Regions from separate parts of the Homo sapiens genome. Here region 2 is linked to region 1. Evidence: read pairs that join two places in POLR2A ChIA-PET (ENCODE). Cell type or tissue: OCI-LY7. All regions are shown on one strand. Each heading gives the region's core, and the rest is flanking DNA. Links, peaks and the distances in the headings are about the cores only.

What was found. ChIA-PET counts read pairs that join two places held together with the same protein. Peaks named below come from ENCODE experiments on the same cell type or tissue, not always from the same donor. Only the 100,000 strongest peaks of a DNase experiment are listed, where the experiment ranks them.
Region 2: POLR2A ChIA-PET joins it to region 1 with 5 read pairs; 11 of 35 experiments call an interaction of 5 or more read pairs at or near these places.

What each region holds. Positions count from the first base shown.
Region 1 is chr1:58,788,946-58,796,007 of GRCh38, forward strand. The region is part of intron 1 of JUN-DT (JUN divergent transcript); the gene reads left to right. Among named protein-coding and RNA genes, the nearest start is that of JUN-DT, 7.3 kb to the left of the region's middle. In OCI-LY7, for the core only: no CTCF peak of the experiment used is centred there; no DNase peak of the experiment used is centred there.
Region 2 is chr1:58,962,898-58,969,088 of GRCh38, forward strand. No RefSeq gene overlaps it. Among named protein-coding and RNA genes, the nearest start is that of LINC01358, 54 kb to the right of the region's middle. RefSeq lists an enhancer at 5,685-5,844. In OCI-LY7, for the core only: no CTCF peak of the experiment used is centred there; DNase peaks (open chromatin) are centred at 2,154, 3,644, 5,554 and 5,884; H3K4me3 peaks cover 951 bases; H3K27ac peaks cover 2,870 bases.

The sequences.
Region 1 (7,062 bases), core at 1-5,000:
GTGTCCCCACTCAAATCTCACCTTGAATTGTAATAATCCTCACATGTCAAAGGTGGGGTCAGGTGGAGATAATTGAATCATGGGGTCAGTTTCCCCCATACTGTTCTCATGGTAATGAATTAGTCTCATAAGATATTATGGTTTTATAAATGGGAGTTGCCCTGCACAAGCTTTCTTGCTTGCCACCATGTAAGATGTGCTTTTGCTTCTCCTTTGCCTTCTGCCATGATTTTGAGGCCTCCCAAGCCATGTGGAACTGTGAGTCCATTAAACCTCTTTCCTTTATAAATTTCCCAATCTCAGGTATGTCTTTATTAGCAGTGTGAGAACAGACTAATACATCCACCATAAGTTGGCTGTGTCTCTGATTTACACACATGATCTTTGCTCAAAGACCTTGGTTAATGAAGCACGCTCTTTCTAAAACATTACTGTTATTGGCAGACAGAAAAAAGCATAGCCCTTAAAGCTTATACTGAGAGCAATTTATATGACCGAGCCTGATGTCAGTGAGGAGGGGCAGCAAGTATTTTTGAATAGTATTGCAGTCTACCACACCCTGCACTCCACATTCCCTCCATTCCTTTGAGTCGCTGCCACCCCAGACATTTTCCATCGCTCTGACAGTTTCCTGTCTTTGCATGTACGTTTATCCCTAATCAAAAGGCTACCTGGCAAACTCCTATTCACCCTTCAGGAGCCAGCTCAAATAATCACTACCTCTGAAGCTTTCCCTCACCCCATCTCCTGCTTCACCTCGAATAGTTATTATCCTCTTTGGCTGTCACCATACTGGGTACATACCTGAAGTAGAGAATGTTTTTCACATGATCTTGTAAATGTCTTCTTAAATCCCTGACTCCAAATCCAGCAACTGTGTCTTATTCTTATTTTGTATCTCCAATGCTTAATACAAAGCCTGGCATATGAAAGCATAGAAGGTGCTCAGTAAATGCTTGTTGATGGATTTTTTTTAAATAGCCTTTTCCATAGTGGAATGAAGGGGGTGTTTTAATGATTGAGTAGCAATAGTACCTTGTTTTAATACATAATATGTGGAAAATGTCAAATTCCCCTGCTGAAGCCTCCTTAAAGGCATCCTATTAGCTTAAAAGAGCTAGGACTTCTCATCTCACTTTTCTCCAGCCACACTGCCTTTGGCTGAATCAATCAGGATAGCCTAAGTTATGCTATGATTAAGAATATTTCCAAACCTCAGTGACTTAAGAAATAAAGTTTTTTTCTTGTTCCTATATGTTCATATGCTATAATTAAATCATTTTTTTCCCCCAAACCTCAGTGACTTAAGAAATACAGTTTTTTTTTTCCTTGCTCCTGCAATATGTCCAGCAAGGGTTGGCAAGCACTCTGATCACATCACCTTCCTCTAGGACCCAGGCTGATGGAACACCCACTTTCAGGAACATTTCAGATCTCGTGGTAGAAGGAAAGGCAGCTTTGAAGGGTCTCATCACAGCAATTAAGTGTCTTTTCCTAAGAATGTCACATGTCACTTCTCACACATTCATTGACTAAAACTAGTCTCATGGCCCAGCCCAGCCAAGCCACAAGGGGACCAGGAAGCACAATCCTATGGTGACCAGTCCTAATGACTCCCACACTAGCCTTCATTTGTTCCTCATATAAGACAAACTATTTGTTGTCTAAGAACCTCTTAACCCTTCCTTGTTTTTTGGCCAATTTCTATCTTTCTTTGGATGTTAGCTTAAATGACAAAGAGACTTTCTGTGATTTTTCCTAATGTGCCCTCTCTCCATGTAAATTAGATTTCTCCTTATACTCTCATAAGTCCCTATAACTTTTCTTTGAGAAGGATTATGAATAACACCCCTTTCTCACCTTCTGGAGTTAAGAACCAGCTGAGAGTTAGACACAGGAATCAGATGAGTGGGGATCAAAATATCAATGTGAAAGCTAATACAGACTGGTTTGGAGGGTATGGCAAACAGGAAGCCACAGTGGATTTTCTGATTGTCTTAGTCTCTTTTGTGTTGCTATAAAGGAATTCCTGAGGCTGGGTAATTTATAAAGAAAAAAAAAGGTGTATTTGGCTCATAATTCTGCTGCTTGGAAAGTTCATGATTGGGCATCTGCATCTGGTAAGGGCCTCAGGCTGTTTCTACTCATGAGAGAAGGTGAAGGGGTTCTGGGTGTGTAGAGATTACATGGGCAAAAGGGAAGCAAGAGAGAAAAGGGGGAGGTGCAAAGCTCTTTTTAATATCCAGCTCTCCTGAGAACTAATAGAGCTAGAAGAACTCACTCCCTGCCTCACCCCAGGGAGGGCATTACTCTATTCATGAAGGATCTGCTCCCATGGCCCAAACACCTCCCATTTGGCCCCACCTCCAACAGGTGGGAATCACATTTCAACATGATGTTTGGAGGAGACAAACATTCAACCCATAGCACTGATGTTTCACCCATGCATTAAACTTACCTACTGGTTCCTGGCTATGATGGACAGTTGCAGACCTTCTCCAGAGGTACAGTGAGTGTATACATCCTTTGGATGAATTGACTCTGAAAAGTGAGAGCCGGTTTCTGAGTGGGGCATGCATGGGTCTTTCTTGTGAACTCAGAAATCAGATAACTCAAATTACTTTTCTTCCCATGGGGACTATATATAAAGGATGGAGAGAAAGGATAAGAGGGTTATTTTAGCAGATGTCCCATCATGGAAAACTGAGGCAAGGGAAATGGTGATTTTCTCTTAACAATAGAATGTTTTAAAAAGTATTATTCTATATTTCTTTATGTAATTATGTATTTTTTTAAACTGTCTTATTAAAGTCCATTTCACACACTAGATGCCAAGTGTCAAGAATATAGAAAAACTGTATCTCTTGGTCTCCACTGTATCCATAGCATCTAGCATGCTTAGCACAGAGAATATACCCAATACATCTTTTTTATACATCGGAGCCCTTGTGGAAGTCCTTTTGGATTTTCTTCAAGGTTTTTGTCAAGGAGGAATGTGTAACTGTTGCGTACATTATCACACTTATGGTGATGCCTTTTCTCTACTCAGAACTTCTACAAAACCTATAGGATCATAAAGTGGCAAGAGTCCTTAGTGGTCACCTTCCAAGTCCTGCCTTTTTTCCAATGCAGAAATTCCTTTGCTAGCATCTTCACTACTTAAATACTTCTAGTCACAAAGTAAGGACACAATGCCCAAAGCCAAGAGTAGTAATTCTACTAAATGCTACTGGTTGGACACCATTGGGTCCCATCTTTGGGAATATTGTGGGCCTGAAATTTGGAAAGCAATTTGGCCAACCACAGATATCTGTGGGAAGGACAGCCAAATGGTGAGAGGCCTGAAACCTTGTCTTGTGGAGAAGAATTGAATGAACTGGGATTATTTGCCTGGGAGAAGTGTGGGTTGGAGAAGGCAGGGGGAAGACCAATAGAGCACCCATAGGAGTCTCTGTAGGTTTTGAGGTCAGAGCTAGGCTAATGGTTAGAAGTTAGAGAAGAAAACTTTCCTGTATTTAAGAAGGAACTTTCTGAAGTTAAAATTATTTATCAATAGGATAGTTGCCTTAAAAGTAGAATTGTAGTTTCCCTGCTCAACATGTATTTATTATCTACTATGTGCCAGAAACGATGCCATAAATTATCATTTATGATAATTCCTTGTCAGCTCATTGTACTTATAGTAATCATCATTCTTATTTTCAATGTTCATAAAAGCCATCTTAAAGAATCTCATTTAGAATTCTGGAGTGGTAATTAACATCACTGTTTCTCATTTCTGGAATTGACCTTTTTTTACCTTCAAAATTCCTAAACCTGGAATGATACATTCTCATGTCCACTATTAGATGGATATTTTTCTGTCAAAAAATGGGTGTTTTCAGTATCCATAAATCAAAATTACCTGGTCTTGGGATCACTTGAGAAGATTAGGTACTCCCTTATCAGCTGTGGCGAAGAACTACAAAGTTTTCACCAAACCTCTTTTCTTTTCCTCTTGTATGTACAGATAGACTACATTTCCTGGCCTCCTTTCTAAATACCTGTGGCTGAGTTTTAGTCAATGCAGTGAATGTGCTGTGTATCACTTACAGGCTTGGCTCATAAAACCGTCTCTCCCCATCTCCTCGTCTCTGTGTCTCCAAGGTCGTAGAGAAGGGCAGGTCCACAGATAGAAGTAGTCCAGATCTCTGAATAACCATGTGAAAGGTTTCTTATCGACCAGAAATATTCTCAATAGGATTTTGATGGAATGAGGAATCAACTTTATTGCGCTGAGCCACTGAAATGTTGGAGCATATGTGTTAAAGCTGCTGTTTTATTTCAGTTAGTGCTGCAGGATACCCTCAATGAAGAAACAAATGTGGAACTGAACTTAGGGATTTTGTTCTGCTCTTTCTAGTTTGAAGAAAAGTAGTGGAGGAGGCAGAAGAAAAGAATATAGCATTTAATTGTGCTGAGGTTCCTTTTACAATGCTTTCTTCCCATCTAATTTATAAACTTCATGAAGCATGTTACCATGTCTTACATACTCTTCCATATTTAATCTTTCAGTGGGTATTTATTGAGAACTGTAAGGTGCTTTGGGGATTTCAGAAGAAAAATAGATAGCATATATTGTTAACTATTTTACTCATTTATTCAAAAAATTTTGAGCATTTACTATGGGACAGCCTTTGGTAATCCCTGGTGAACAAAAGCTATAGTACCTGCCCACAAGTTGGGGTCTAGCAAGGAAAGTAGAATAAAGAGGCAAGACTAGTCCAGTATGGCAATGCTATGAAAAACAAGGAACAGGATGCTCTAGGTTCCCTGGGGAAATCTGACAAGGGTCAGGGTCAGATAATTGTCCTCTAGGAACTGAGCCCTCCAAGATGAGTAGGAGTAGCCAGAAAAAGAGGAGATAGTGGAGAGAGAAAGAATATTCTGGGAAGAGGGAGTGCATATACAAAGGCCTGGATATTATTGAATATGGGGCATGTTTGGAGGGACAAAAAGGTAAACTGGGAAGAAGAATGGAGAGAATGAGCCTGAGAGGAAGGTCTTGTAATATATGTATGCATGTACTTAATAAATGCATTCAGAAGGCTTTGTGTGATGTACAAGTATAATATGTAATATGGGTATGCATTTACCTAGAAGGAAATATGGCTGATTAACCATTAGGATGTCAATGGTTGTGATTTTTGGGTAATTTCCACTTTCTTTCTTATGTTCTCTGTTTGTTTTAAAATTCTCTACAACGAACATGTATTCCACATGTAATTTAAAAAAATCAGAATACATGTTTCTTTTTCTTATTAGTCGTGACTGCACCTGCTGTCCCTCATTGGATCCTCACAGCAGTCTTCTTTGCAAACTGAGGTTCAGAGCTGATACATGGCGAAGCTGGAATTAGACTTCCTAATGTCCCATTTATTCTAATTTCCTCTCCATTTTGCCTGCCTTCCCTGCAGTTTTCTAAGTAGCAATGATGGTTTTTCTTGGAACTACTGCCTTTTAGCACAGTGTTGCCTGTTTGTGTGTATGTAGTTTGCAACATGAAGAAACTGGGTCAAAGTTCTTATAATACTGACCTACCTAGGAGGCTTCCCACACACAAAGGATGGTCCTCAACCTACTGGGTTAGGTAGACTTATCTTTTCTGTGATATTATCATATCCTTCGCCAGTTATTTGGAACTTGAGGAGGAGGCTATTGATAGTTTTTAAAAATACAGTTAGGGAGGTGATTATTCCTGATTATTTTATCAACTCACATCTTTATTGACTAGCATGTTGGTGCTTGACCAAACCAGTGATGATGAATATTTGTAATGAATGACAAAACACTTGAAAGTCTGGAAACATTGTGTTAGCATTCTCTAAATCATGTTGTGGCAACAAACAACCCCCAGCATCTCAGAGGCTTAAAACAACATGAGTTTATTTCATATGCATGTTACATTTCCTTCCTGATTTACACCTTAGGTCTTTACTTCGAGACCCAGGCTGAAGGAGCAGCCTCTGTTTGAGATATTGCTGGTGTATGTTACAGACGAGGGTGAGAGCTGTCACCATGGGGTGGCTCTTAAGGCTTTACCTATGGGCATTTCCACTCACCTTTCATTGGCCAAATTGTGTCACAGTGTCACAAAACCAAGCCTGAGACAGGGGAAGAAGAGAAGACTTGATAGGGAGGGGTAGCAACAATTTTGCAAACACTTTCAGTTCTCTGAGTCTCAGTTTCTTTACCTGTAAAGTGGAAATAAGACAATTATGGAATAGTCAAACCATGGAATATCCTGTAGCCATTTTAAAAGGAGCTAATTAACCTTATAAAGATGAGTTGACCTAGAGGAATGCCCATGATGTAGCAATAAGTGAAGAAAGGAAAGTTTCAGAGTAATGTGCATAGCATGGTCTCATTTCTGCACAAATTGAAACACCTATATCTGAGTATGTCTGTTTATGTGAGAATACCAATAAAAATAGCTAATGTTTAATGAGTGCTTTCTTCATATGCCCAGCACTATGCTAAGTGTTTTTTTTTAAACATGCATTTGCTCCTTTAATCCTTGAAAAAAAAAACAGCAGAAAGTTATATACCAAATGGTTATCATTAGTAGCCTTAGTCAGGGGTGGGATTAGAGAGAAGATTTTATTCTCTTTAAAAATTAGATTTCTGTAAATTTTTACTTGTCACAATAGGTAGGTTAATTAGCTCTTCTTGTGAAACAAACCATCGCAAAATCTGAGTGCTACGCAATGTTAATCAGTTGATTTCCTGCTCTTTGGTCTGCAGGTCAGTTGAGGTGGCTTCACCTTCCTAAGACCTAATTTGGTGTTCTGTCCTCCCCATTACAGCTGCCACCCTTACAGTTTTCTAAGTAGTGATGATGGCTTTTCCTGCAACTGCTGACTTTAATGCATTGTTGCATGTGTGCGTAGTTTACAACCTGGAGAAATGGGGGGCTGAGGGTCACATTCAAATGTGCTCCATGTGTCTCATTCTAGAACTCATCCTAGAGAGGTCGAATCTACCAGGGGCATATTCTTCTCAGGGGAGACACTGGGGTAAATG
Region 2 (6,191 bases), core at 1,192-6,191, 180 kb after region 1:
ATGGTACTGGTACCAAAACAGAGATATAGATCAATGGAACAGAACAGAGCCCTCAGAAATAACGCTGCATATCTACAACTCTCTGATCTTTGACAAACCTGAGAAAAACAGGCAATGGGGAAAGGATTCCCTATTTAATAAATGGTGCTGGGAAAACTGGCTAGCCATATGTAGAAAGCTGCAACTGGATCCCTTCCTTACACCTTAAACAAAAATTAATTCAAGATGGATTAAAGACTTAAACGTTAGACCTAAAACCATAAAAACCCTAGAAGAAAACCTAGGCATTACCATTCAGGACATAGGCATGGGCAAGGACTTCATGTCTAAAACACCAAAAGCAATGGCAACAAAAGCCAAAATTGACAAATGGGATCTAATTAAACTAAAGAGCTTCTGCACAGCAAAAGAAACTACCATCAGACTGAACAGGCTACCTACAAAATGGGAGAAAATTTTCGCAACCTACTCATCTGACAAAGGGCTAATATCCAGAATCTACAATGAACTCAAACAAATTTACAAGAAAAAAACAAACAACCCCATCAAAAAGTGGGCAAAGGGTATGAACAGACACTTCTCAAAAGAAGACATTTATGCAGCCAACAGACACATGAAAAAATGCTCATCATCACTGGCCATCGGAGAAATGCAAATCAAAACCACAATGAGATACTATCTTACACCAGTTAGAATGGTGATCATTAAAAAGTCAGGAAACAACAGGTGCTGGAGAGGATGTGCAGAAATAGGAACACTTTTACACTGTTGGTGGGACTGTAAACTAGTTCAACCGTTGTGGAAGACAGTGTGGGGATTCCTCAAAGATCTAGAACTAGAAATACCATTTGACCCAGCCATCTCATTACTGGGTATATACCCAGAGAATTATAAATCATGCTACTATAAAGACACATGCACACATATGTTTATTGCAGCACTATTCACAATAGCAAAGACTTGTCACCAACCCAAATGTCCATCAGTGACAGACTGGATTAAGAAAACCTGGCACATATACATCATGGAATACTTTTACAGCCATAAAAAATGATGAGTTCATGTCCTTTGTAGGGACATGGATGAAGCTGGAAACCATCATTCTGAGCAAACTATCACAAGGACAGAAAATCAAACACCACATGTTCTCAATCATAGGTGGGAATTGAACAATGGGAACACTTGGACACAGGGTGGGGAACATCACACACCAGGGCCTGTCGTGGGGTGAGGGGAGAGGGGAGTAATAGCCTTAGGAGAAATACCTAATGTAAATGACGAGTTAATGGGTGCAGCACGCCAACATGGCACATGCATACATATGTAACAAACCTGCACATTGTACACATGAACCCTAGAACTTAAAGCATAATAAAAATAAACAAATAAAACCCAAGCATGTGCTCTTCACCACATAATTTGGCCCCCTCTTCCCCAAACCGGACTTCCCTCACCCAGCCCTGTCTCCTTTCCAGGTCTCATCTCCCATGGCCCCTCCTTGTGTCTTGCTATGCATCTTTATTCTTCCAGGCCTTTGCACGTGCACTTCCTTCTGCCTGGAATACATTTTCCTTTCTACTATACCCATCAAAAGCCTTTCCATGTGTGGATATCAGCTCAGCAGCTCCTGCTCTTGGAGCCCCTCCTCCAGATCCTGGCTGCTGTTTGCTCCCCTCCTCCTCCCTCCTGTAGTAGCAGGTGTGGTTGGCAGTGTGTGGGCCATGGTGTGTGCCAGGCTGTGGGTGGCCGAGTCTGTGCCAACATTCAACTACCTTATCTACCTCTTTATCAGGCCCCTGTTAGGTGCCAGGCCCTGGGCTGGGATCTAGGAACACAGAGGTATAAGCAAAAAAAAAAAAAAGGCATGTCTTGGCCTTTACAGGGCTTGCAGAGGCTGAGTCCTGTGGTGGAGCATTGTAAGGGGCTGTGAGGTCTCCCAAGAGAAGCCCCTATCCAGGACTGGAGCCCCTATTCAGGACTTGGAATGTCCAGCAGGGCTTTGTGGAGCAAGTGATAGCAAATCTCAGTGGAGCTAGTCAAGCCTTGAGAGGATTAAGAGGGAAAGCAATGTCCTCAACAAAGGGAACAGCCTGTGCAAAGTCCCGGGGGTGAGAGAAAGCTGAGCATGCTCTAGATACCACAGAGATTAGCACAGCTGAAAAGTCAAGTGTGCAGGGCCAGTGTTGCAAGACTACTCTGCAGAGGCAAGCTTTGGTCATTTGACCATGAAAGATTGCATAAGCCATAGGCAGGAATTCTGCTTCTCTCTCATATGTCTATGGGCTCCAGGTGTCTTTGAGGACAGTCTGGCATGGTGGCTAAGAGCCTACCTTTGCAGGCAGCAGACCTGGGTTTGACTTCTCCATCCACTCTGAGGGGGCTCAGCAAGCTACTTACCCACTCTGGGCCTTGGTCTCATCTTTTAAATAGGATTAATAATAGCCACCACTTCCTAGGGTTTGGGAGAAGATTGCATAACTTAATAGAATGAACACACTCCTGGGCACATAGGAAAAGCTTAATTCATGTGACTGTTACAGTGATAACAATAATATCCTGTATTATTGTTACCACTGTTACTGTTCTCACTATTTTTATTATTGGATCTCAATAATCTCTGCCTCTCTAGTGGTGGCACCCAGAACACCTGCCCACATCTTGGTCCTGGGGAAAATGGGCAAAGTCCAGCATTAGAGAACAACTCCTTTGCCCTCCACAACTCTGTGTGGGCCAAAGTATGAAATATCTGTGGCTGGGTGGAATATTCTGGCAGATGCACTGAACACAGGACCTGGATGCTATGTGAACACGGCAGCCTGGCTGGGAAAGCTACCTGTCAGCCAGGCTCACTTCTCCCCTTAAATGGCATTCTCTTTCTTGGGGAAGAGTTTACCCACTCAGGGTTAGTGATTCCTATTCTCCTTGCAGGATGCTTGGACATGTGCTGTGTTGTTAATTCCTTTTTGTGGTCCTTCCTATTCAATCCATTTTACTGCCCTTCTTTGCAGGCCTTGAGCCCTAGAGAGCTAATGCCTAAGAACTATAATACATCACTCAGACTCCCTTATCCACTAACTTCTAGCTAGATTTGGTCAAAGGGAAGCTTTGGTGGGAGATAGGAGGCTGGGAGGAGAGAGAACCCAGGGGTCTATGCCTCCCTCCTTCCTGAACTCCTTTCTTGCTGCAGTCCCTGCATTGGCTGTGACCAGTATGGTGGTAACTCCCGGGGCAGGGGTGGGCAGGTTCTCTTTCTTAGCTCCAGCTCTCTCAGCCATCCCAGAACACATTCCTTCACTTCCCCTTCCCCCTTAGAGAGGTACGGGCCTTCCACTGTTGCTAGCTTGGGAGTGCATCAACTTCTCTTGCTGGCTTCCTTCACCTTGCCCTGACCTCTAAACACAATCCTGTTACTAAATTCTTTTCAACTAAGCCCTTCTGTGTAAGACTTGTTTCCTGCCATGATTCTGATCAGTACTTCCACGGAGGGTCTGCAAAGTACCTTAGAGACACTCCACCCTCGCCAAGAGCAGAACACAAATCTGCCCCTCTCCTTGCCCCCTGGTATCTTGGTGCCTTCCAAGAAGACAGGCAGAGGTCCCATGTGGGCACTTCTCCCATAGGCCCTGCCTATTTGACTGCAGAGCTGCAGAGGAAGCAGGCTCCATCACAGGTGGCCTCAGGGGCCATGGGGGTGGGGAGGTTGTGATTTTATTGCAAGAACAAAGACAAGTCATGGCAGATTTGGGGGCTGGGAAGTGCCATTATCTGATTTGTAATTTTAGAAAGATCGTTTTATCTTTCATGAGCAGAGCAGGTTCTAGAGAGTGAGTGCAGCCCAGGGAAGATATTTAGGAGACTGATGCAATAGTTTCTATTTGAGATTATGGCATGGCCACCATCAGAGACATCTGCCACCTCCATCATGAAGCCTCTGCCAATCACTCCACTTTGAATGAAATTCCTCCTTCCTTTTGTGTGCCCCAAACTTTGTTGTAGCATCTATCGCAGTCAGCCCCTGAGACCCTCTCCTCCTCTCTAGGGTGAGTTCCTTGGCCTCAGTGCTCACTCACTCCCAGGGTTCTAAGCTTACTGGGCAACGACATATCACTAAGCTGGCTGGTACTCTCTAGGCAAATGCAAATGGCTCAGAAGGTATAACACATTATGCCATCATCAACTATTAATATCTAATATCAGATCAGCCGGCATCATCTTGTCAAACTAGAAAAGAAAGTAAGCTTCTGCCAAACATCTGCCATGTGCTGGGCCACCTTCCAAAGATGCCTCATTCAATCCACCAGCAACCTGGGCAGTAGGTTCTCATCTCGCAATGTGGAAACCAAGGCCCAGAGGAGTGGCTGCCCAGCTTGTGAGTGACAGAGCCTGACTCAAACCCAGGTCTCCCTGTTTATTACAGAGGCAAATCAAGAAACATGCTGTCAGAAGAATGGGCCAAGGCTACTGAGGAAACTGGGCCTAGAAAGGTTAATTTGGATAATAACAAACAATTACAAATGGACAATAATGATATCTAGCTTCACACACTTTGTTGATGCCAACTGTCACCCACTGCTACAGCAGAGGGGCATGCTCCTGAGGCTGGGTTCCTCACTATTAGCTGTGGGACTGCACATGCACTTTACACTGCCTACTCAGGTTAAACATTACCTCCTCTAAGAAGCCCTCCTGGACCTCGCAAGTCCTGGATAGGTACACATGTATTTGCCTACAGAGGCCCTTGTAGTTGCCTCTACATACTTACATATGAGTGTATATAAATATACCTTACACTCTCTCTTTCTTCGTATGTATGGGATACATATACACATACATATATAGATATATACATACACATATACACATACAATATACATACATATATATGTATATATATGTGTGTATATATATAGTATATATGTATATTGTATGTGTATATACCTAACTAAAGCCTCAAGACTTCTGTTGACACCTCAAAGAGGGCTTGAGAGCTGTCCTCTATGCTGAAGACTGCAGAGAGGTGGAGGGTATAGACTTGTTTTCAGTGTTCTTGAGGGGGAAGGCCCAATAGGTGAAAGCTGCAGAGACATCAATTTTGATTCAGCCCAAGGAAAAACTTTCTAGTAGCGAGAATTTCCCCAGGATGCAGCAGGCTCCCTGGGGGAGCCTATGAGCGTGGGCTGGGAGAGGCAACTATGGAGAAGGCTACACTTTAAGTGGTGTAGGGAGGAGTGGGAACTGGATCCCTCTAATGGGGTCTTCTAGTTTTGTGATTGGGGGCTCTTTTACCATAAAAAAAACTATTATTTATTAACCTTCTATGAAGCGCTTATCTCCTTACAAACATGAATTCATTCAACCTCACATTGGCCCTGCAAGGTAGATATTATCCAGTTCATGGATAAGGAAATGAGGCTCAGAGAAGTGGGGTAGCTTGCTCATTAGAAATTGGCATAGAAACATGAGCTGCATCTCACACTAGAACTCCGTAGAATAAACCAGCTGCCCCCACTTTCCTCCAGCAGTTAGGTTCATACAAGTTTTACCCATGTCAGCAGCACAACAGAGTTCATTTGGTTTTGTTTTCATGTTCCTTTACTTCCTCTCCAGTATCTCTACCTTTTTCATGCTGAAAGTTGGCCAGCAGTCCAGACCATCAGATCTAATCTGCTCTGGGGGAGTAGGGGCCTGGCCTGGTTCACAGGCAGTCCCCAGACTGGGTGGTGCCTCCTGAACCCTCTTTATTCCTTCTAGAAGGAATCCACTGTTTACTACCTTGTTCCTGGACCTCTAGACACATTTATAAAGCCACAGAACCTGGGAGGGGTAAGGAGGTTACATGAAGCGTGGCAGCTACAGCTGACAGAAGGTTTCAGAAAGTCCTGTCGCTTCAGTTTCAAGTCTGATGAAAGAAAAAAAAAAAAAAAAAAAAGCTAAGCAAAGCCCAACGAGGCTGCCTGCCAGGAGTCTGTGAAACATGGCCCAGGCCAAAGCCAGTGTCAGCCAAGAGGGAAATTACAGGCCTTAAATGGCAGACAAGTCTGCAAAAGCCTCCTAGAGTTGTGTTTGGCAAATGTTTGTTTGCATACATGTTTGTTTGTGTGGATGTGTTTTTCAGCATGTATTTTTTTTTTTAGTTATGTATTTAGCTCTAAGATCGTTTTTAAAAACAATGTCAAAATTGTACTTTAAAA